Regions from separate parts of the Homo sapiens genome. Here all the other regions are linked to region 2. The links are chromatin loops, found by intact Hi-C in ENCODE. Cell type or tissue: ascending aorta. All regions are shown on one strand.

Region 1 (5,000 bases), 180 kb after region 2:
GATGAAACAATGATCTTATTTCATCTTCAATCATGCTTCACTTTTCTTTTCTGTGTGTACATTTTTGGAGGAACTATTAGTTAATCAGAGCCCTGCTACATACCATTAATTCAGTTCAATACAATGGGTATGTGCTAAGCTGTTACAATATGCCAGGCACTGTCCCTGGGTGTAGACCAGAAATCTCCCAGAGCACATTCCCTTTGAATAACAAAACAAGCTAATATTTTGGCTTTATCAAAAGCCATACCTTTGTCCAGGGCTCTTCAGTCAAGAATGACACTAATTTTTTTTTTTTTTTTTTTTTTTTTTTTTACTGCTAATCAACATTACAAGATCCACAATGGCTTAAAACAACCTGAAAACCTTCATTCATTAATGATAGTCAATTTCTCCCTCAACTCTGACTTACTATAGTGGAAATGGGACTCCTGTGCCATTAGAAATGATTTTCATCAATACAAGTGAACCTTCAATTAGAAAAGCCGACTGACCAGAACCCTAGTTAGTGGGGATTTTACTGTCTAAAGACAAAGATAAGTGAATTGCCCAAAAGTGCACGTCTTTACCCCCACTAGCATCTTAGATTCTACATCCTCTTTTTATGCATCACTCAACCCTTCCATTCCCTTTGACTCTATAGAATACACAGCTCTCTAGAGTGATTCGCCACATTTTGGCATTGCCACAGTGTTCCCTGAACTTCAATCACTCATAACAGCACCTTCAGAGTTTTTGCCATTTTTACCTATAATAATATTCACTTAATATTTTATGTATACTGACTCATTTCCTTTTATCCCTAATAAACTTATTTTTGAATGACACTTTCCATTCCTACTATGAATGAAAACCCATACTACTTATCTGAGATAAAAGAAAGCAACATAATTAAAAGTGAATGTAAACAAAATTTTAAAAATTTACTAAATTTTGGCTAGATACTGTTGCCTACCACAGGGTACTCATTGAAAACCAAGATGAAGCAAATGTGAGGGAGGTGTTAAAGACAGATTCCCACCAAACAAGGACTTTGGCCTCATCAGGAAAACTAAAAGAAATTTTAAATAAGATGATTTCCTTATCACCTAATTCAGTGCTATTTAAAGACACCTACAGGTACCACTTAAAAGCATCCAGCAGTATGTAGGTATACAGTGAGAAGTACCACCACCAGCAGTATGCAGATCAACAGTGAGAAGCTGCGAGTTGGCTAATATAGGTATGGGAAAGCTCACATCACACACATAAGGGAACACAACCTGTATGATGGAAAGAAGGCTAGAGAGAAAATATTGATCAGCCTAAAGAGAGGAGATGGAGGATTGTTTGTTAGTGATTTGTATAGAGTTGGAAGTTCCTAGGCCAGAGGAAAATTCATGAGTTTCCACTGGTAGAGGAGAAAACTAGAATATATCAGCAGATTATGAGCTGCCATGAATTTTTCTGTTTTTCCTCTTTAAACATGGATACTGATAATGAAATACCAGAAAAGTACACTCTGTGGTGAATCTGGCTTTTGATATTTATTAACATTAAATGGACTTTTGCAACTAAATAACACCAAAAAAAGAGAGAGGAGATACAACTATAGTATGTTCCTATAGCATGTTCCTACCCTCAAATAAATATCAAGAATATAATCTATGTGGAAGAAAGATCAAGTTGGCAGAAAAGGGAAAGGAGAATTAGGAAAGCAAAATAAATAGGTGCAGAGAAACTGTCACACAAGTGAATTGAGACTCAGTATTTAATTAGGGACAGCAAGCTTGCAAGGCTCTTGGTAAATGTCTACCGAAACCAACCACGTGTTGGTTAACACTGAGACATACAAACTGATCAATAGTACAAAACAAAAGGGCTCAGGTATGCATGTAAAGTCATACATCATTTCAATAAATTACGCTGTGTGTAGACAGGTTTTTTTTAGAACGATCATTCTGAGATCAAGAGCTAAATCATCTCAGCCACATCTTGATTTCTGCAAGACTCGGCAGGAATTATGAGGCTTAACAGCATTCTGACAATTAGCATATTATAAATACAAAAATGATATATTAAAGGGAGAGGAGGAAAAAAAAGGCCAGTGTTTTACACCTACAGTAATATAATTCCACTACTTAATGCAAAGTAACAGGCCTCAGAGTGTTTGGGATCCTCTTGTATGGTGTTATCTTCTCTATCAGTAAATGAGACTATGTGAACAGTACAACCTATAAATAATTCAAGGCCTGAGATGGCAATTATAGAACCATGCACAACTAGCATGAATATTTTATGAAGGCTAAAACAGCTCTCAGAATGAATCATGGAGAGATGAACACACACAAGCACACACACACACATACACACACACACACACACACACACACACACACCAGGCAGTTTTGGCCAAATTGTATTTCCAAGACAAGGCCTCTCTTTGATCTCTAGAACACCTTTATTTTATGGAAACAGTGATGATAGTTACATATTTTTCTTTTCTTGAATTTATTTCCTAAAATCCAAACAGAGGAATGAAGGTATGAATTTGTCAATAGGGTAGAGGAGCTTGAAACCGAGGAAGAAGGACAAACAATTTTTAACCTGAACTTCTGCAGATAATTCCAAGTGATTTTTTTAACCTTTCCAAATGGACTCTACAAAAAGTACCAAGTTCCAATGTATCAAAATTGAAACTGAAACCAGTGTCACTTCATGACTCAAGCAAGAGCACTTCCTATCCGAAAACTTCCCTCATATACATAAGCTTTTATTTCTAATTAGTCCTTGAGGAATACCTGTAATCCCTGCTTTCACTACATTCATAAGACAAAACAAATATTACTGAGCCATAAGCCTGAGCAAACAAGCTACTATATTTAAAAGTAGCAGCCCAGATGTCATACTCTATTAGGAAATGAGCAATGCCTAAGTTCTGAGCTGTTTCTGTAACCAAAGGATGTGCACAGCTGAAAAAAATGAAATTATATGAATTCACGTCTTGATTTCCCTGTGCAATGTACTTGTGCTATTTGAATAAGAGTTAATATTCATTTGAATTTTACAGAGATTAGCATTCATCATTTTTACCTGCCTCCTATTTACATATACCCAGATGATATCCATGTGGTTACACAAAACACCATTGTTTTCCTAAAGTCAATTTTAGCATAATTCACTTTCTTAATTACAACCTAAAACTGTAAAGACTTTTCCCAGTCCCTCCACAGAAGAATCTTAAATTTATGACCCTTTTGGTATGAATATGTGTGCTTTTCACTTCATTACAACAACAAGAATGGAACTTTAGGACTCTAGGATCTTAGCACAGGAAGGAACCTTAGATATCTTCTGATCCAACTGCTTCATTTTGTGGATGCGAAAAGTTTAGAGGCCAAAAAACTGTTCCATGGCATATTCGGTATCACATGACTAGTTGAAACACTACGGCCAATAATATAAAATATAATAATATTAGCAGGAACAAAAATCAGTAACAACCTCAAGTATTTACAGTGAGCTTGCAATAAAGCAGGCACTGTACTTTGCAGGCACTGTCTCCTTTAGCCTCCCAATACCTCTAATAGGTAGTATTATTATTGTCTCCATTTAAGGATACGAAAACTGAGGCTTAGAGAGATTCATGTATCTCTACCCTCAATCCCACGACCCCTTTTCCCTCTAGTGTACTCTTCAGGAAGTTACATCAGAATTCTCTATTTGAGTCTTGGCTAGAAGAAACTTTCATTACATGGACCAGTTATTACTGGAGACTTCCTAGATGGGAGACACACTGATGTTTTCGGTCTCACTGAGCCTGCTGCTTTGTGAGACCTCCGAGGGCATAGAGAGAAAAGGAAGCTCCTACAACCTGTACTGCAAGAACTTCAGGAAAAACAACATCTTTCCATAAAAAGTTTCACGTTGCCCTATTATTCAGTTTAAGAAGTTCAGAGCCACTGTTCCATGGGCCTGCCTTTTGTGTTCAATTTGGAGGCATGAAAATACCTTTAGAATTTGTAAATCTCAAGGCAACCGAGTGAAACGCCACCTACCGCAGCAGCTGGAGGGCAGGCCAGTGTTATGCTTTGATAGCCCCCTTTCGATTGTATTAATACAAAGGAAATTAAAAAATAGCATGATTCTCTCCCTTTCTTCTGCTCATGCCCAGCTTTGGATTTTCATAATAGGAGGGTAACATTTAGAGGTCTTTTTTACATTCGTGCACTAACCTGGTACAAATAGAAGTAAGCTGTTTGCTGTTTTCTTTTAGGTGCTCCAAAATATGCATGACTTTAGACCACAAAGTCAGAGAAATACCCTGTTTTATTGTAAAAGTGTAAAGAACTGAGCAAGTGAACTGGCTTTTGGCATGTATTTTCTTGAAGCCTCTATCTCCACCAACTCCTTTTCCTACTGCACCCAGATTCACTTCAGTTTTCCCACAGTTCCAAGCCCACAGTTCCAAGCCCAACTCTGAGAAGGTGCTGAGAAGAGGAAATCCAGTAACTGAATAACAGCCACTCTCTGGACTCTTGCCCCTATTCTTTTTGTATCCTCTAGGGAGCTACAGTGTCACTTACTAGGTGCATGCCCCTGAATGGGTTAATCTTTTCTTTTCCTTATTTCGACAGCCATGTTTACCTTTTGAAAAGGCGAGCAGAGGCACAGTATGGCACTGGAGTGCTAACTGCTAACACATGGGCTATGCTACATCTCGGCAAAAATTTCTCTCATACTTGTACCAGCGTCCCAGCCAAGATCAACACCATGAGTTTGATTTTCTTCATCATGAATTGACAGCTTATTTATCTCCATGGAAGAACTTTCTAAGCCCTTTAGGCACCCAGGCAACTTAGAAGGCATTCAGCTGACTGTTCAAAAATATTATTGCTTCATCAAAAATAGAGACTAAATTATTTCATTCCTGTTAGGCTGTTCTCTTTCTAGAGAGACATTTTAGTGACCCTGAGTTATGATAATAGTTTATAACCAAATACTACAAACGCACACACACA
Region 2 (5,000 bases):
ATCTCCATGGAGAGAACATGTCATTATGACTTTCAAATCAGGCTGTGTGAACATCACCGTTCGTAACTTATCTTTTGGTCAGAAGTCTCAAACTGACACTCTAGGGGATTCTGGACTTAGTTTGGCCAAGAAAGTGTTTTTAAAACACTGTTTTTAGATAAGTTGCTGACATTTTAAAAATGAAAATTTTATGCCAGATTTTTAAATAATCTAGTAACATATCTGGCATTCTTGAGAAATGAAAGATGGGCAACACTGGGTCCACATTCTCACATGGGAGCAATTGCCTGGAGCAAGTGGGATTCTCACTTTGGACAGAGCATGCACTTGCCAGTGGCCCCAGCCCTCCCACTCCCTGTCTGGTTGTTTTTATCCCTAGTTTACCCCCTCATTTTTTGTTTTTCTTGAGATGGAGTCTCGCTCTGTCACCCAGGCTGGAATGCAGTGGCACAATCTCGGCTCACTGCAAGCTCCACCTGCCGGTTCACGCCATTCTCCTGCCTCAGCCTCCCCAGTAGCTGGGACTACAGGCGCCCACCACCACGCCCAGCTAATTTTTTTTGGTATTTTTAGTAGAGACAAGGTTTCACCATGTTAGCCAAGATGGTCTCAATCTCCTGACCTCGTGATCCACCCTCCTCGGCCTCCCTAAGTGCTGGGATTACAGGCGTGAGCCACCGTGCCTGGCCCACCCCGATTTTTTAACCAGCATAGCCCCTATGAACAAATATGGGGCTGTGAGTTTATGAGCCTTGCCATAGGCCCTACAGGCAGGAACTATGGCCCATTTGCTTAGTGTACCTGGCAGCTAGCACAGTACCAGGCACGTGGTAGGTGCTCAGGACATGTTCTGAATTGAACTCCCAAGCCCCACAGTCTCATTGTGCACATCTGCACACTCCACTCACATAGTTTTTCTGTTCCTAAATGTACCTTATGTGCTCCAAAGCTCAGTGTTCTTACACCTCCCTCATTTCCTCTGCCTAAGGGGCCAGGCCCACCTGGTTAGCTCCTGCTGAGCTTTTATACCTCAGCTCAAATGTTACTTTCTCTGGAGCCTTTCCCAGCACTTCAGGTTAAATCAGATCCTGCTGCAATGTACTTTCAGAGCATTGTAGACATTTTCTTCATTACCATGATTCGTTTGTTACAGGCACTTGAGTGGCTGCTTAACGTTCATTTGCCCCACTCAAGTATGAGCTCCAAGTGGGTATAATGTCACCATGGCCCACCGATGTATCACCATGTCTTGCCTAGCACCAGAGGCATAGGAAACGCGCAAAGTTTACAAGCATGAATGAATAAATGAACGATCGAGTGAATGAGCACTTTCAAGAGGTAGCCCTTAAAGACTGTAGGGGCCAGCGTGTCAGAGGTGTGGACGTCAGCTGTGCTCTGTGGAGCATTGTGGCACACCTGTCTCAGCCTGGCCGACCATTCTAGCATAATTTGAATATAAGTGTGTCTTTTCTGAGATGGTGTGCATCCTGAGAAAAGGGGCCTCTTGTTCAATCTTTATCTTCTGCATCTAATACAGGAAACTATATCAAACACAGAATTCAAAAGAAACATATATTGAATGGCCACACTTTTCAGCAAGTTTCTTTAAAAGGATGGCAGCTTCTCTAACTTATATATCACTCTCTTTCATTACTCAAATCGGGCTATATTCCAAAGCCGAAACAGTGCCCACCACATGTGACTGTGTTGCAGCCATCCTATCACCTCTGGCCATCAAGTTTCCGTTGGCCTACAGCCTATCTGCTGAGTTTTTGAGGCATTTTACAAGTATCATTAACCTCATCATGTTCAATAACTGTAAAAGTAGGAAAATCATTGAGTGTGCATTTAGAAAGACTCATGATCATGATGGAATTTAAAGTGAAACAATTTTACATGAGTAGGTACCTATCTAGTATTTGTGGAATGTTTCACTCCTGTCCAACAGGAAAAGTATCTTATTCATGTGGGGTTAAAAAATATTGATAACAGAAGGCTCAGTTCACACATGCCTCCTCATCAATGAGCCAGGGCACATAATTAGTTGACCAGAAGGCTCGCTGGGATTAATTAGCAGCTGTGTGTGAAAAGCTTGGTTCAGATTTGTAGCACGAAGGATAGGGGTTCTAGAATGGCCACTTCCTGGATTCACAGTTCAATCACGCAGGAGGATCTCAGGGCTTGGCTGTTGAAGTTGCTGGGGGCTCTTGGCTCCTATATGGACCGGTGTGGGCATGTGCACATCCAGCTACCGCCGGCAGAGGGCAGCAGTACGCTGCGCGTGTTCAATTTGCATCCCAGATTAGCAAATCCCCAAGGACCTACATAAGAAAGAGGGTGTCCCAGCACTACCCTAATTCCTTTTCACTGGGTATCAAGACTGATCTGAGTCATTGCAAACACAGACCTTTTACATTATGTTGGACTTTGGCTCATCTGAAATAGAGAAATGAATACACAACTAGGAGCTGCCATCACAGACAGGAAGTAACTTTAATTAAATATTGTGAAAGTTGAAAAGTTTTTACAGCTTGAATTTTTGCAAAAAAAAAAAAAAAATTTAACAATCTCTACAGTAGTTAGGTTCTCTAACAATTGAACTGTACAGTGTGTGTCTATTCAAAAAGTTTTGATAAGAAGGTGAAAGGTTAGTAGATTTAGAGATGACTTCATTTAAGCTGCATCCTAGTACAATGTGAGGCCAGGGCAATGTTATGCAATCCAGTCATCCAGAAGCTGTATTTTTTCCCCCAACACTGAAATCTTAATTTAATTCTTCATTTCATTTTCTTCTTAAAGCCATATTCTGTATTTAGGGGAACATCTTTTATTTGTAAAACTTTTGTGGAGAAGAAAGAGGATCAGAGGGCCAGAATGTCTTTTCATCTAATCAATAGAAATAGAAGCAACAAAACACAAATTATACACATTTTAAAGGCTCTTTGGACTTTCAAGAAGAGTTCTAACCACTGCACATGGCTGACAGATGGGTAGTGTCTGTTGTCAAGGTCTAAGCCGGACACCTTCCCGGCTGACCGTTCATTCCTTCAGAAACAGTTAAGGGGCTCACCAGATAAAATATGGCTTTAACTTGTGTACATCTTCAGGCCAGCGCTTACCACGCAAATTCAGATAACCTTTCTGAGTACCGAGAAGCAATGCGTCCACCTTGCTTACATTTTCCAGTTTTTTTTATTATTATTAGTCATCATTATTATTTCTCACCATGAAAAACAGCTTTCCTCCCTCCCCTACCCTCCCACAACTCCCCTCCCCCACCCACCCCAACCCATAAAAATCGCACTCTTGACAGCCTAGTGAAAACCATTGCAAAATCCATATGGGGGCATGCACAGTTGCAGCATTGTTGTAAATGATTTCTTGCTCTACTAGAAAAAGTTACATTGTCTTAAGGTAACAAAACAGTTCTTTTGTGCTTTTCGATTTCTTTGTTTTTTTTTTTTTCTTTTTTTCTTTTTCTTTTTTCTTAGAATGTTAGTGATGACTGACAGTTCTGGTGCACAGTTACAATGTACAAGTGAAATGAATATGATTTGCATTGTTAAGGCATCCAATCTGCTGGTTTATATTTATGTGAAAGACAGAGGAAATATACAAGCAGACTTAAGAAAGAAAGTATGTTCATTGATTTCTATGAAGTTTCTCCCTAGAATTTAATGCACAAAATGCGTCACTCCAAAGGGAGAGATTCCATGCATATTAATAGAGTAAAACAGCATTAGGGTTGTTTTGTAAGCTTCCAAAGCAAAGGATACATTTTTTTTTAAATCTACTGAACTAAATACTACAAGAATAATATGCTACTATTTTTTTTTTTTTGCCATATATTGGAAAAAACTTCTTAACTTACAAATAATACAAAAATAGACAATGACTTTTGGGTGGAAATTAAAAAAACTGAAGCATGGTTTATAACAATACTAAAAATAACTATAAATGAAATGTTTAAAAATCACATTGAAACAGCTAATACAAGTGTAGGTGACCAAACAAATACGCACTTTTCACGTAGCAAACATACACAATAAAATAAATTGGGGGTGGAAGGAAGAGGAAGAAGGGAAAAGCAATGTACAAATTCGAAAGATAAATACATTATTTATATGGATATTTTACAAAATCCCCTTTAAAACAAAAAGCCTTTTAATTAACTTTGCAAGTATGTGCAAGCTAAAGGTAGTGAGCTTTTTTTCTTTGCAAAATACGCAGTAAAATCTTTTTGTGATATTGAAAAAATGTCTTAAGACATTAAAATGTATAAATAGAACAACAACTTTGGCAAAAAATCACAAAAAAAAAATCTACAGTATTTATAACTACATACAAAAACACAAGAGCAAAGAAAAAAATATCAGGCAAATGCATCCTCAGAGCTTTGCTGCATCTTTGCTATTAATTCTTATTTTTAAGAACACTTCCCAGATAATGAGAGCAAAAATTCCCATAGAACAGAAAACTATGTTTTGGAGGTCTCAACCTTCTTTTCCTTTCTCCACCCCCGGTTCCCTTTAACTCTTAATTCCAAAGCACTTAACCTGTTGTTTCAATCTATTATGTTACAAATGGTAAGGGTCGACTGATAGAGGCAGTATCTGGAATGGGAAAATCGAAAATACCTGCCACGTTGCTTTTATCAACTTTTGGAAGATAGGTATGAAGTCTGCATTTAGGACGAGTAAACTTTAAACTTGCAAATGGGGGAGCGTACGTGAGGTTTTGGCTTGTTAACTGGAGGGCAGAGTGTGGAATTCTGTGCCTGGACCCTGTTCCATGAAGTCTCAAAGGAGATTCTCACACAGTATGTGTGCCACCAAGCTCTCGAGAGGCCATCGGCTTCAGAAGAAACTGACTTAAGTAAAAGGAGAGAATGAGATCAGATTTAAATATGCAGTTTTAACAATCTGTCTAGAGGCACTGGATTTTCGAGTAGAGGGAAAAATGTGATCACTTACATCGCGTTTTAACTTTCCAGGCTGCAT
Region 3 (5,000 bases), 110 kb after region 2:
AAATATTCCACTTGGACTCAGCGCACAGATATCTCTTCCTCCTGCTCGATCTGAATGCTTGTTTTTGCTGGTGTTTTTTTTTTTTTTTTTTCAGTGAATGATGACCTTCCTGCTCACAGCTCCTTAGCACTACAACCTGCCTTCTTTGATCCTGAAACTAGCAGCTACTGGACAGGCAAGAGGACAAACAGAAGGTTTTCTTCCAGCTGGAAGACTGGACCTCTGTATTTTCACCATGCACAGGAGGCAAATCTATTCTTTGTTTATCCATTCTCCAACTGGATGCTTTAGAAACCAGAAGCAATTAGAATGCCTGACCTGAACCATGGTACCAGAGTATGCAAACTTCACTTTCAGAATGCTAACTCCAAATAAACAAATAAACTCAGCCAATAAACAAACAAACAAATTTGACAGTTTCCTCATGCAAGGTGTAGCAGCCTTTATAACACTTATGCTGTTGCTTTAACTTGTGTTACTAGGGATTTGTTTCTGCCTTACTTTATTTTCTTCAGTAATTGCATTATGCAGTTAAGCATTTTATTGTTTATTAGGGTTTTTATTTCATTTTGTTATTTGTCTGCATTTATTGTCCTGTCCACTAGCATATCTAGATAATACTTGGCAAAGATTCATGTATTATATATGAAAAAGAGTCGTGTGTGTGTCTGTGTGTGTGTGTGTGTGTGTGTGTGTGTGTGATGTTTGTCACTTTAAGGAGAAATGTAACCCATGATACAGAGATCTCTCCATACTAGATGCAATTAAACCTATTAAATATTAAATGAGGAGATTGAGAATTTCAAGTGATTTTCATCCTTTATTCCAAAGTGACTTCATTTGGCAAGAATGCCCTTTGCTTTGACAGCATTAATGGCTCTCGCAGAAAAGAAGAAAAGGAAAAATTCACAGGCACTATTTGGAAATGTAGCTCCAATGTCCATCTACATTAAGGCAGTGTTAGCTTAGTGGTGAATATCTAGATGTACCTAAACTTAGCAAAATAGTGTCTAAGTTCCAATTTATGCCATTTGCTAATTATAGACTAAGCCCAAATTATATTCTCTTCCTATTTTGCAGCTTTCTTATTTTATTCTGAATTAGCAAAATTTTTCAACAATCAATGGACATAGCACCTGAGCAAGGGAAGGACAAAAATGCTGGTGCAACAACTGTAATCCAAAACATTCCAGGGCAAGCGCTTTTGGATTCCTGAGTTTGTCTGTCGGAGATCTGGAACTGTGTGCAGGTTCATTACACGGGGTTATTTGACAATTTAGCAGTAAGAAATCTTGACATTTTGATGTACCTGTAACTTCTAAATTGCACTTGAAAGACTTGTTGAAGGCTTTTTGATTTAATGACACACAACATAGCATTGTTTCATAATATGCAAAAATTGTTTGTTAACTACACTGCAGCTCAGAATTTTATAACTCAAGGTGTGACTACACTGTTTTCCACCTCATGTTTGATCTGCCAAATCCAAAATTAAAATGTACAAAATATTAATCCTAGAGCAGCCAAAGGCAAATATTGTCATCAGTTCTTTGGGTTTCTTTCCCACCTCTTATTCTATGACTGTCAGTCACTCCATTGCAAAGCAATGGGGAAAAATTGTCATGGAGGGTAAGAGAATTTTCAAAATGAATTATTCATGGATCCAATTGTGATATTTGTTGCAACAATAGTACATTCACGTGCCTCTGATTATACAATAAGTAAATAACTCTCTTCATCCTGACAAGGAGAACTTTTATGCACAAAATTATTTTTAGTCCAATTCTCCTTATTGTCCTGTTGTAAGAAAAGTTTGGGAAATGAAAGCCAAGGGGAAAAAAGGAAATGAAAATAACCTTCCAAAAATGGACACCCAATATTGTGAAAAGGGGAAACAATTTTCAGGTTAAAAAAATATGCAACTGCTTCTTCAAGGACTATTTAAGTCTTTATTCACAAGCAGTCTTCCTGGGCCTGGAAAATCATAAAGCCAAATATGAGCAAGTCTAGTGGAAAATCTGTGACGCTAATCTTGGCTGGAGTCGTATTTTTAACAGGCCTTGAATGTGTGTGCCGGATTATCCAGATGGCCATACAGGAATCGGCCTGATAGGATTAAACCTTTATGCTGAACTCTGCTCCATCTGTTCGCCAAGGTTTGCCTTTCCTTATCTGAATATGAATTTTTAGCCTCCTTATGTCTGGAGGCAGGACCAAATTCAGCAATAAAAACATAGATGCGTGCAGATAATTTAGCATTTCATTAGTTACTCTCAGTTCATATTACCTTGGTCTTTTTCTAGGAAATGTTTTTGCTATGAATTTTGCTAAGAAGAAATTTTAAAACATGTAGAATCTACTTTTTTGTTAGAGGGTTTTGTCTTTCTCTTCCTATTGAATTCTAGGAATCATTCAATTCACTATTGTAATAGGAGTTTACGTTGATGTTTGCCCACAAAGATAAAAAAGATATGGTATCCTCTTAGCAGAATTTGACTGTAAGATTAGATGATGTATAATTCCAATTGGATGAATGATCCAAGCAGAAGATAGTCACATGTGTTTTCTTCTTTTTTTTTCTATTACAAGAGGATCGGTAATAGTCATCACTTAACAAAATTAGCTACAACACTGTTTCTATCATTTTCATTAAGATTTCTATGTTTTAAGGAGGCATGTTTTTTTTTGCTGGGGCAGGGGTATGGGTGTGGGAGCAGAAGCTATAATTTGAGCTTAAACTGGAGTGAAAAAAGCAGACATCTGTTTTGTCCTCCATGTATATATCCCTAGAAGCAGTGAAGTCATTTATTGATCAACTGGAAAAGTTGGCTTATGGCAGGCAGGTTTCAGGAAAAAGGCCAGTGGGTTGCCATTAAGCCAGAGCTTGGTAGATGGCTCTGGGTTTCAACTCTATGACAAAGACAAATGGAGGGCTCTGACTACCAGGCACGGTGGAGAGGGCCAGTGACAAGTTTCCCAGGCAAACAAGGTGCGAACGAAAGAAAAAGTTGCATGAGAGAGGGATCTTTTAGAATCCTACTTGTGAGCTGGTTTATAGCAACATGATCATTAGATGTGCTCAGTGTGTTCACGATGGAAATCTCAAGAGATGGCAGCCTGTGTGCCCTTGGCCCTAAGAAGAGAGGATCCCTCCAGCAGTCTAGCAGGATTCCACAGGCTTCCTTCTCACAGTACCCTCACTCACCCTGGCTCTTGGCTCTATGCTGTCGTGAATGTGGGAGTCAAGCAGCTCATCAAATAATGTAGGCTTTTCCACTCACAAGTACAGTTATTATACTTAAGTAGTACCCTTAACTGAACATTTAGGGGACAGAGAACAGTCAGACTTCCTATTTAAGCTTAAGATGACTTACACTTATTGCTATGAATGTGCACATAAACATTTTGTAAAACACATGTCTTAGGCTCCTGAAATTGACAACAATTCTAGCCAGGTAGTGGTTCCCACTTTGGAAGTAGATGCCCCTAGGTGATGAAGCCTATTATAAGTCATCTCTTGTAAGATGGGCAAGTTCACACACACAACCCTACTGTCTATCTTCCACATTCTATCCTAAATGAGGACAGCTGACTGGATGTTTGATCCCATTACTCAATCTGCTTTTGCTTTGCCCATTACAGTAGCCACTAGCTACACGCAGCTATTTACATTTAATTTTCAATTAATTAATATGAAATACAAATTATTTCCTCAGTCATACCAGCCACATTTCAAGTAGTCAATAGTTATAGTGGCTAGTAGCTATCATATTGGACAGCACAGAGATAGGACACTTCCATCATCACAGGAAGTTCAATTGGATACCGCTGATCTCAGGATCAAGTTTTCATAACTCAGCCTATAACTGATAAAGACTAATCAGAGCTACAATATAGGGGGTGCCCTCCATAGACTAGGAACTGTGCTAGGAACAACGATTAATCTCCAATCCCTCCAATGAGGAGCACAAAATCAAATGCTCACAGGGCTAGGCAGGAAGGTAAGTCAATGAAATGGGATGAGGAGATGCAATGGGATTGGTGGGGATTGTGGCTAAATGTAGAGTATGTGCTTCATCCAAAAGGAAGATGATTTCTGAGTTTTCCCTACCCGTTGCCATTTGAGAATGTGGATCCAGCACTACCAGCTCTTCTGATTATAAAAGACATTAGTAAATCCAGGTTTTCATATAATCTCTCTATCTTCAATTGCCAGCAACTAATACATAATTTCTGAAGGTGCCATGCAACCCAAACATAAATATGGCTGAAGGCTGGATTCAGTTCATGATCTACCACTGTGCAACTTATATAAATCCTCAGAGGGCTCAGAGTCATCTTTTACTGATTATTAATTTCTGCAATCATTGAACTAATACTGTCACTGACTTACCAAACAATAAACATAATCATGGCCAATTCTGCTCCTGATCTTTACGTCTTCTCCCAAAACACACGGAAGTCCCCCAGTTGGCCTTTCTTTGCTATGCAGAAGATTTTCTATACGCAGTTTGAGAGATGAGCTCCTGTTCCTGAAGGATTTTTATTGTCATGCAAGACAGCATAGATAGTGACTTTTTAAGAAAACCATGTTTTGAATGTGAGCAGCATTTTGAAACCAACCTTGCCCAACCTTTAATAATGCACAAGTCCTGCTTTGTGCTTTTCGGAATAGTTCTGCTTATATTTCTCTCCACAACCGAGGCTGCCATTGCTAACATATTTCAGTGAACTTTCATTATTCAGAGCCTTATCATTTTGAGCCAGTTTCCTCTCCTCCCTGACACATTTAGTGACACTGCAATCCAGCGTTTGTTACAGCACAGATGTTTCCGTGGTGATGATCTGTGATGTCATAAGCACAGGAATATGTATCATTGACTTTGCCCACATAAGCCATGCAAAGAATGGGAAGTCCACTTTCATCTCAACTCTATGATGTACTGACTCAACTTCCTCAAAAATTACTCTTTGGGGTCTGGGCTGTTCTGTCTGGACAT
Region 4 (5,000 bases), 350 kb after region 2:
CTGGACAGAATCCGTACCCTCCACAGCCACAAGCTACATTGCTTTTCATCCAATAACTCATTCAATAGATATTACTGCGTACCGAGTGTCTGGCACTGTGTTTATTATTGAGTACTGAGTGTCAGGAGGAATAGAATAGTAAACAAACAACCACAGCTCCTGGCTGCATGGGGCTTAGAGCATCCTATGCTGGGAACTGACCCAGCTGGGGAGTGAAGGTGTCTCTGAGAACTGAAGGGAAAGGGGCTAGAATCTGACGGATGAATTGAGCTTCTCAGAGAGGAAGGAATGTCCGTGACAGAAGCAATGGGAACAGCAGATGAGTAAGAAAGTTGGCTTTTATCCTAAGAACAATAAGGAGCCACTGATGAGTTAAAGGCTACAGAATGTCGTGATCAGCTTCGAATTCTCAAAAGCTTACTTTGGCTCCTATAAGGAGAGAAGGGTCTCTAGAGAAACCAAAAGATTGCAGAGACACCAATCTGGAGTTAAGGCAGGAGTCAGGTGGCAGAGTTGGGGTGGCGCAAAGGGGACAGAGCTGAGAGATAACTAGTATGGCTGACAGAGATGGGGGAGGGGCAACAGCAAGGATGACTCCTCGGTTCCTATAACTGAAGGGACAGAGAAATCCATCAATAATAAGGAGGAAGATGAATTCATGTTTTGACATTGAGTTTTCATCCACATGAATTTTATGTTCCCCTTTGTGTAAAAAGACTCCCTACAAAAGAAAACCCATACCTCTTCTCATGCCCTTCAAGGTCCTTCACACATCAGCCCCAACCCTTTTGTACCCATTGCCACATACCCCATTACTGCTATTTCCCTCCCACGGGGGTATAACCTTTCCAAAACTTTTAGTAAATTCATAGAAGCCTGTCTGAACTTTTTCTCTCACATCCCCCATCAAAGTCTGCTTTCTGATCCTTGCTTCTTGGAAGGACACATGTTCAGCATCTTACAGAGCTGCCCAACCCAGAACTGTCTGCATTTCAGACAGAAGAAAAACCTCCAATCATGTCTCATTCATCTTTGCATCACCTGGACCTTTCAGGAGATAGGCACTATATTTTCCACATGCTCCATGTGGAAATACCTTATTCTCCAGAGCAAAATCATAACACCTGGTCCAACAGCATGAACACTCTTAGGGAAGAAGACAGAATGGTCTCCAGACATACAATGAGCACTCAACAAACATTTGTGGTATATGAATTTGTGCACTTCTTGATGGACTCAATGAAGAATCACCAGATGCCTCCTACACCCAAGTACGCAGTAGGTACTCAATAAAGAAAAAAGGATGGACTATCAAGCTTCCCTCCCCATAGGAACTTTACACTCAGCTTCTATAACAGATGCATCTGGTGCCTACCTCACATCCCTGTGTCCCACCTCTGACTTCAGCCACATGTCTGACCCTGACCACAACCTGCTATGTCGTGGCTTCCTTCCACGGCATGCCAACTCTGAAGCAGATGCCCAGCCTGCACACCAGCACCCTGGGACAGCCCTCAACCAAGAGGGGACAGGTGCCAGGAGATAATGCTCTAGCCTCTTGTACTTCTGGAGCCTGGCTCTAGGAGGCACATTTTACTCTGTCCCTTAGAAGATTCCAATGGGACCATGTACCAGCCACAGCAGTGACTCTGATAATACATCACTGCCTTACTTTTTCTTCCTTGCCTTTTTTCCCTCTTCTCTCTCCCTCATTTCCTGCTTCCTAAGATCATGCCCATATAAACTACCTGCATCCAAATCCCTGCTGAAGGTCTAATTTCTGGGGAACTGCAAACTAAGAAAGCCTCTGATCTAAGCCAGCCATTTCAGGATCCACAAGAGACTCTTTCACTCTGGCTGATGAATTCCACACCAAAAACAGGGTGAGGGCCGTTCAGCAACTTTTCAGTTCTGTTGTTCTCTGAGGACATCTGTGGATGTTTTCAGTGGAAGCAGTACACAGTAAGTGCTAAATACACATGTCTTCCAAATTAAATCCAGGTAAAAATCCAGCTTCTTCACAAGTAGTAAAAAGGAGGTAATAATGTACATGGCATCCCAAATTATTCATTTTGTCACACCATTCCCCTGCATTCGTCAGGATTTCATTTGGCTCCTTTTTCCAACCTTAGCCCAGCATGCTAGCAGGTATTTATCAATATATTAAATGCTACTTAAACTTCCTAAAATGATCCCAGAACAGTAAAGGGGAAAAAAGCTTCTGATTTAAAGCTAAACATACACAGCTATCCATTAGCATGACAATGTCTGCATTTTACTTAGACATTGCCATTAATAATGAAATGATGTATGATTTCCACTCCAGCAGCTCTTCCTTCCTTGCACAATCAATTATACATTTAAGAAAATACTTAGTGGATAGAAAGCTCCTCTAATTAAGCATCACTTGAGGGAGCTTGTGAGATTCTTAAAACTAGAAAAGATATCTCAGAGAAGTAGGATGGTGGAGGGAAAAAAAATCCACTCAAAATGTTTGAGTCTTGATTAGACAAACTCTCAGGCATTCTGAACCACTATGAAAGGAAAAACTCACACACACATATATTTTAACCCAATAGACTTTGAGGCGAACTAAATATTCTGCAAAATGTAAAAACTTTCTCTTTGTTCCAGCTAAGAAGCCAGGACTAAATTGAAATTAGATATTTTGGTTGAGATCCAGCCCCAGCCCCAGAATTGCTGTCCCTTTTTTGTCTTCCCTGTCAAAATCATTGAGGAGTTAAGATAGTTGGTTCTTCAGAACTCTGGAAATTGTCCAACGTTAGAATCAAATAGAAATAGCATAAGATTTCCCAGAAGGCAAAACAAGGATGGTTTTCCTCACTAAAATTATTACATATCACATCGTGTTCTTGGGAGGGGTGCTTATCTGGTGATAATCTCCAGAATGATTTTACATCCCGGTTGTCCTACAAAACTAACTCTCTCCGACACAGCACAGCAAATTCATTCAATTTGGTGGGTCCTAACGCTTTCTCTTTCTCTCCCTCTAGAGGCAGAAAATGAAGCACTAAATAAGGTTTAATTTCACGGCATTAAAAACAAAACCAAGGATAAGCCACTCTGACAGGAACAGAAAGCAGGCCTTGGAAGAAGGCAAGGAGTATGTCAAGAAAGTGGATACAGGAGAACCAGGGGACAGCGGGGAGAGAAGTAAACAAGAGGTTCGTTTCTCTTTCTCTCTCTCTCTCTCTCTCTCTCTCTCTTCTCTCTTTTCTCTCTCTCTCCTCTCCTCCCTCTCTCTCTCCTCTCCTCCCTCTCTCTCTCCTCTCCTCCCTCTCCCTCTCTGCATTGCTCTTCCTCTGCCCCTGTATCTATGACTCTGTATCCCTGTCTGTCTCTTCCTCTTGTTCTCTCTTGACTTCTACCCCTCCATGCTTCCCCACCAGGACCATCAGTCCTCCCACAAGGGACTGTCTCCCCTCCTGCCCAGGTGGCTTCTCCTACAAGAGGAGACAACAATAAATTTCCAGGACAATGTACGTGGTGTGGGTGTGATAAACATGTCACCAGAGACAGCAGATGTCCCTTGACTTTAGTGACTTGGCCTTCAGAAGCCCCTCCTTTCTCCAGCTCCCCTGGGCCCCTGAGTCTCAGTCATAGCTCTCAGAACTTTGGTCAACTGTGCTAGGCCACCAGTTACTTTCTGCACACAGGCCATAAGCATGTTTGTAACATACTTGTGCATGAACTCCCTTATAAGGGTTGACTGACTCCTGCCTCCGTTCATCCTGCTAGCCAGTCTGGCTGGGTTCAGCCAGGAGCCCTCCTTCCCCGCCAAGGCTTAGAAGCAAACTCAGAAGAAACCCAGCGGCAAGCAAGAATTGCTCCCGGAGGGAGTAGTGGGTACAAAGCTGGGTGCCTGTGCTCTTTTTAATTCCCCATTCTGGCAAAAAGAAAACCTCAGGTCTGACTTTAGAGCCTTTGACACATAATTGGTAGCCAATTTTCCTAAGTGGTGAGTCAATTTTCTGCTTGTGAAATGTAACTTTACCCTGGTGAACACCAGGCCCCAGGGTTTTCAGTGTGGCTTAACAGCAATTATACGAATGTTAGGAAGGGGGGAAGTGTTAAAGTCCCTACATTTACATTTGTTTTTTATGTTTTTACCTCTTAAAGGGATAGGAGAAGTCTCCTAACCAAGTAACCTATGAAAAACTCACCCAAAGACAGGCACAGGATATCCTGGGAAGGAAAACCATTTTGAAGCCGCACCACAAAGGGTTCCTTTTTTTTTTATTTTAATTCTCAAATATTCTCACAAGTAGTGAGATGTCACGGGGAGGGCACAACATTTAGAGGTCAAGGCATCCTTTTCCTGGTTCCCCTTGGGCTACTTTCTTTGCTCCCACCCTGTCCCCTCTCTCCCCTCCCCAGCCCCCCAAACAAATCCCCCGGTGAGCGCTAGGCCCCGCCTCGGGCCGCATTCCCTCCCCCTCCCCCCCGCTCCCGCAGCCCCCCACCCCCCCACCCCGCCGCCCGGCGGCTGACGGCTCCCGCTCCACATGTGCGACTCGTGTTTCGGCTTTCGCTGGCGACAAACTGGAGCCGGGGCCTTTCCGCTTAGGAGGAACTCGCTACGTGTCGCTAACAACAACACAAACACCGCCGGCCCGGCTCGGTGCTCCGCTGCCCACAGTGCGCTCGGCACCAGGGCTGGATTTATAGCAAGGAGCCCCGACTGTAAGAAGTAATTCATGAGTCCCCACAATGCCACTACTGAGAGGCATTCAGAAGGGGGGGCAAGACACGGGGTGTTCCTGCTCCGTGGCCTCCATCCCAGCCGATCCCGCTTTGCAGTTGTGCACAATCACAATCGCAGCCAGCAGTTTGCCCTCATTCATTTTGCACTTTTTCTTAATAGAGTGGGAGAAAGTCATCTCGGCCACCACCACCCTTTTATCACAATTTGTTGAAACCCCAAGAGGCTTAAAATACGTTCTTTTGCCATTTATAGTTGTAACAGTATTACATACAAA
Region 5 (5,000 bases), 520 kb before region 2:
TTCCTTCTTTAAGGTTCAAATATTATGGACTCTGTAAAGAAACTTCTCTTGATCCCCAGGTTGAACTAATCCTTCCTTCCTTGTACTTTGAACAAGTATCTGATTTGGCACTTATTACATAGCTAAATTGGAACTGACCATGAACTCTGTGAAGAACAATATATTTGTACTCCAACCTGTTCAGACTAGGTGCACCCTAATTGTCTGTTGAATTAATAATACCAATAATAGCACGAGTAACTATGATCTTGTTTAACTCTTACAAATATGAGAAAGGTACTGTTATTCTCCCTACTTTTCTGATGGGAATACTGAGGTTTAGAGGAGTTAAGTAACTTGTCTGAGGTCACACAGCTAGAAGGCAGTGGGACTGAGATTTGAACCTAGATATGATCATCTCTAGAGCTGAGTTCTTAACCAGTTCTCCCATTCTTCCATAGCCATTCACATGGAGCTTTTTCCTCCAGGTGATAAACACCTACCTCAAATGTTCCCTAGAAGCTGGTCTAGGTGAAACTGCCAAGACGGATGAGTAGAAGGGAGTTGGAGATTTCAAGCTGAGTTGGAGCAGAAGAACCTGAACCCATGTCTTTGCCTCTATATGGAGTTAAGAGGCAAATGTATTCAACGTTTCAAAGTATCTCTTCCTGAACAACCCCATGAGTCAGACACATACAAGTGTTGTGGCATGTTGGACAGCCTCTGAGAAATGGTACTTCTTTTCTTGTAGCTGACCTTTTCTGGGGCCTGTGAGCCAGCTGACCTTTGCATATCCCCTCACCTGCAATGGCTAAGGGATAACTCTTTAGTAACCACTCTTTGCCTGTCACTTGCATCAAGTAAATGGAAGTTGCCAAGGTTCAGCCGTGATCCAGAGCCTGAGTCTCACTAGCTGACATTAGGGTGAAAAGTGCATATGGAGAAATACCAGTAAGAACTTCAGTGGGACTGAAACTATGGATCATATGTAATGGGGAGTTGGGCCTTCTGGGTCATAACGGTGCAAAGAAGAGGCCTTTTCTGAAAGCCCTTGGAGCAGGTCACATATATATTCAGACATCCAGAACATCAGCATGTCCCTTAACCTAGTTTTCTCATTTAAGTTCAAGAAAGAAACCTGATTCCTGCTCAAGGCTCTTATTGCAAAATCTTAGAACTGGAAGGGACTTCGGAGATGACCTAACCCGACAAATATATAATATTCATCTTTCTACTGTCCAATCCTGTGCCCATAGCAATGGCAGCCATTGCTAATGGATGACAGTGTTCTCTCTGGAAAGGCCTAAATGCAGCCTCAGAACCCTTTAATGCCTAGTGATCCAAGCAACAGTGGAGTTGACCACCAACTCCAACCAGGACCTTCAACGTTTAGCTTCGCTCTCTTCACATGCTTCCTTCTTGGGTCTGTAGGATGAGGGACTTGGGGAATCTCGCATGGGCAATACAAGAATTTCTGTCTTCATTTGATGTTACCAGGAGCAACTGGAGATCTTGGGAAAAAGCAAATAGGTCAGGAGATATGAAGTTAGGGTCTAGTCTTGGTATTGCCACAAAGGAGCTGAGGGATCATAGGCAAGACACAAGCTCTCTGGACCTCAGTTTTCCTCATCTGTAAAATGAAGGGCTTGAGAGGACTACACAATGGCCCTGGGCCTTCTTTCAGAAGTGTGGCCTTGGGATGTTTTTGGTATGTTGAGATATATAGTGCTGATAGATGTTCCCTGCTCCTGAGAGGCAGGGTCTATGTTGTGCACATGCCCTACTCCAGCAAGGGCAAGCATGGGACCATCCCGCTGCCCCTCCATACTCCCATGCCTGTAGCAGACATTGACAGTCATTCACAGCACTCTTTTCTGCCCCATATGGATTTGATCTTAGAATCCTTCTCACTCTCTTTGGCAAGGGGTCTGAGCAGCCACCACCAACTGATCAGAGTTTGCAAGAGAAAAGAAAACCATCTGCCATCTGTTATGGGCTGAATTGTGTTCTTCCAGAAGTTGATGTTGAAGTCATAAACCCCCACTATCTCAGAATGCGGGCATATTTGGAGATAGGGTCTTTACAGAAGGAAAGACGAAACCGTGATAGAAAAAGGAAAGAGAAAGAAAGATTGCCACTTAACTCCAGATGGAGCCTAAGCCATCCTCTAGACTGCTTTGGGAAATTCTATTTTGTTTTGCTTTGGAAAAAATCACCTGAAGGCTGGGCGCGGTGGCTCACGCCTGTAATCCCAGCACTTTGGGAGGCTGAGGCGGGCGGATCACAAGGTCAGGAGATCGAGACCATCCTGGCTAACACGGTGAAACCCCATCTGTACTAAAAAAATACAAAAAACTTAGCCATGTGTGTGGCGGGTGCCTGTAGTCCCAGCTACTTGGGAGGCTGAGGCAGGAGAATGGCGTGAACCTGGGAGGCGGAGCTTGTGGTGAGCCGAGATGGTGCCACTGCACTCCAGCCTGGGCGACAAAGCGAGACTCCGTCTCAAAAAAAAAAAAAAAAAAAAAAAAAAGTCACCTTAAGTCCCAAGCATCAGACGCAGACTGTTGGCTCACCTAGAACGTTCTAGCTTTTTCTAGGAACTAAGGCCACAGATGGAAACAAAATCAGGCACTGGAGAAATAGGGGTGATTGGAAGACACTTAAATCTTCAACAAGGCTAAAGGGTTAAATCACATTTTTTCAGACCTGTTGGGGTTTGACTGGCTGAGACTTAAAAAGAGAAGCTGGGAACCAGGGAGCCTGCAGCTGGGAAAGTTTTTCTTCTCGCCTCTCAGCTAAGGGTCTGGCATTTCACCTGCTAGATGGCGCTGTCCTCTAAGGAAAGGCACCAGCTCAGCTTGAATGGGGGCTCAGTCAAGGAAACAGGGAACAACTAAAGTTGAAAAGAATTGATGGGCGGGAGTAGAGGGGATGGAGGCAGCCCTTTCCCCAGCAGCAACATCTCCTTCTGTGGTAGTGGCTCTTGTTCTCTTTATAGCTTTTATTTTGCAGTGTGGGAGTTTTGTATACTTCATCTGAAAAGTTACAGGGCCTTTGCTCTGAAGGAAAGTGAATAAGAAAATGAGCATGTGTGTGTGTGTGCGCACGTGTGTGTTTTGTGTATTATTGTCAGGAGGCAGGGATGGTCATGGAGGTCCCACCCCAAGGCTGCAACCTACAAATGACACGTCTCAGCCCTGGTCTTTGGCCTTGACTTACACCAGATCAGTGGGAAAAAGAAACAGTAAGTCCTTTCTCTATCCTGCCTGTAGAACCAGATGCCTGGGACTCTTGGTGGCTTTGCTCTGAAACCTTCTAGCTCAGCTCCATTTAGGGGCAAACTGCATGTAGGCACTGAGACCTCCGTTTCCGTGCAATTTTATTGTTAGACTGACAGGCTGGCTCCTGGTCTGCATGTGAAATCAGGGACACAGCCTGCAACTACTCCCACTCTATCAGCAGCCAGAAAGAAGGAAAACAAAGATAAGGGGAGGGGTGATGGGGGGATGGAAACCAGGAGGGGACCCATGAGGGAGGGGAGGGAGGAGCAGAGAGAGGAGACAAGGGACAAAGAACAGAGGTGAAAGATGAAGGGTGTGGGGAAGGGAGAGTGGGGCAAGGATGACCAGGTGTCCAGAAAGGAAGAAAAGGGCAATGGGGAGAGGCCACTGGGAAGCAGAGAGGCCGGCAGGCTGGCAGAAGTGGGAAGAAGACACAAGTGAAGGGAGGGGAGGGAGGCTTCCTTAAGCAAACAGGAAGACAGGAGGAAGGGAAGTCTAGTAATTAGGGAAAAGCTGACCAAAACCCAGAAAGGAGGAGAAGACTACTACAGTAAGGAAGCTGCAGAAAAGCCAGGCAGGAGATAGAGACAAGGAAGCTTTGAGGCAGGAGGCTCTGGAAACAAGGGAGGCAGAGAGCAGAGCTGAGCTAAGAAAGGAAAAAATCCAGGAGAGGGAACCAGGAAAACAACACAAATGAGAGTGAAGGAACAGGGAAAGAGCCATTAAAAGAATGCTTACCTTATAGTCGTAAAAACTGGAATGTGTGTGTTTTGGCCTGCGGCCATTGTCCAGGAAACACAGTGTGGCTTTTAAGCAAGTTGTGGAGTGGCGGCATCCACATGTTAGTAGCTCGCCCTGGTCTGCTGCTTTGCAATGCAGCTGTGCGGAGCTGCCCTCTTGTTGGCTGGCAGCCTGGTGCTGGGGACATCTGATGGGGTCTGCTGTTTGGACAGAGGGGCATGCCTGCTCCATTTATGGTGCTCCAAGTTCAGGCATCAACATCTTTTCCAGGACAAGAGTTGAGATGTGGTCCCTTTGAGGATGTTTCTCGGAGGGACTGTGGTTGAGGTTCTCAGAGGGCAGAGGGGGAGACATGGTTAAAGGCCATAGAGGGTGGAGATTTAGGGAACGGCCTCTGGAGTCTGATGGCCACCATTCAGTTCCTCGTTTTATCAATTCACTGCATAAACTAGCTCATGTCACTTCATCTCTCTAGACCTCTCTGGGCCTCAGCAACTCATCTGTAAAATGGGGTCGCAATCATACCTGTCTCATAGGGTTCTGTCTGGTAAGGCTTAACTGAGATGATCATGTGTCTATCAGAGTGGCTAGCTCATATTAATGCTCACTCAATGTTAGTATGCTTATTGCTGTTAGTGTGATGTTAGCATATTAAATGTTAGTAGGATTCTGTGTATGATCATTAAGGACTATATAACTGTATGGGTGTCTGTGTGTGTGTTCTGGGGGACTGGTCCTTAATGCAGACTAAGGGGCTTAGATTTGAGGATATTTTATCATGAGAATTATCTGTGCAAAGCATTGTTTGGGAAAATAAATCCAGTGGTGACACATGGGCTTCTCTGGGGAGCAGGGAGACCATTTTGGTGACCAGAGCATGCATGAGAGAATGGGGTCCTGAACTAGGGGACATGGGTGCTAAAAAAGATTTAAAGGGCATTTTGAGAGACACCCCAAATCCAAAGAACTTTATGATTGGATGGGTAGGTGGTAGGAGAG

Evidence for each region. A loop is a pair of places that touch in the nucleus more often than their neighbours do. Peaks named below come from ENCODE experiments on the same cell type or tissue, not always from the same donor. Only the 100,000 strongest peaks of a DNase experiment are listed, where the experiment ranks them.
Region 1: it touches region 2 in a loop (2.2-fold over the local background); 12 of 110 quality-filtered maps call a loop at or near these places.
Region 3: a loop joins it to region 2, with 6 times the contacts of the local background. A loop is called at or near these places in 6 of 110 quality-filtered maps.
Region 4: a loop joins it to region 2, with 4 times the contacts of the local background. A loop is called at or near these places in 17 of 110 quality-filtered maps.
Region 5: a loop joins it to region 2, with 6 times the contacts of the local background. A loop is called at or near these places in 84 of 110 quality-filtered maps.

What each region holds. Positions count from the first base shown.
Region 1 is chr5:158,872,711-158,877,710 of GRCh38, forward strand. The region is part of intron 6 of EBF1 (EBF transcription factor 1); the gene reads right to left. Among named protein-coding and RNA genes, the nearest start is that of EBF1, 220 kb to the right of the region's middle. In ascending aorta, no CTCF peak of the experiment used is centred here; no DNase peak of the experiment used is centred here; H3K4me3 peaks cover 2,466 bases; H3K27ac peaks cover 3,026 bases.
Region 2 is chr5:158,693,446-158,698,445 of GRCh38, forward strand. EBF1 (EBF transcription factor 1) reads right to left here. Exons shown (of 16, transcript NM_024007.5): 16 at 2,475-5,000. Among named protein-coding and RNA genes, the nearest start is that of LINC02227, 290 kb to the left of the region's middle. RefSeq lists an enhancer at 4,326-4,980. In ascending aorta, a CTCF peak has its summit at 2,256 (motif pointing right); a DNase peak (open chromatin) is centred at 2,256; H3K4me3 peaks cover 693 bases; H3K27ac peaks cover 1,190 bases.
Region 3 is chr5:158,803,282-158,808,281 of GRCh38, forward strand. The region is part of intron 8 of EBF1 (EBF transcription factor 1); the gene reads right to left. Among named protein-coding and RNA genes, the nearest start is that of EBF1, 290 kb to the right of the region's middle. In ascending aorta, no CTCF peak of the experiment used is centred here; a DNase peak (open chromatin) is centred at 2,043; H3K4me3 peaks cover 157 bases; H3K27ac peaks cover 3,405 bases.
Region 4 is chr5:159,046,955-159,051,954 of GRCh38, forward strand. The region is part of intron 6 of EBF1 (EBF transcription factor 1); the gene reads right to left. Among named protein-coding and RNA genes, the nearest start is that of EBF1, 50 kb to the right of the region's middle. In ascending aorta, a CTCF peak has its summit at 3,017 (motif pointing left); DNase peaks (open chromatin) are centred at 3,697 and 4,637; H3K4me3 peaks cover 2,398 bases; H3K27ac peaks cover 3,398 bases.
Region 5 is chr5:158,172,314-158,177,313 of GRCh38, forward strand. No RefSeq gene overlaps it. Among named protein-coding and RNA genes, the nearest start is that of LINC02227, 230 kb to the right of the region's middle. In ascending aorta, a CTCF peak has its summit at 2,813; a DNase peak (open chromatin) is centred at 2,798.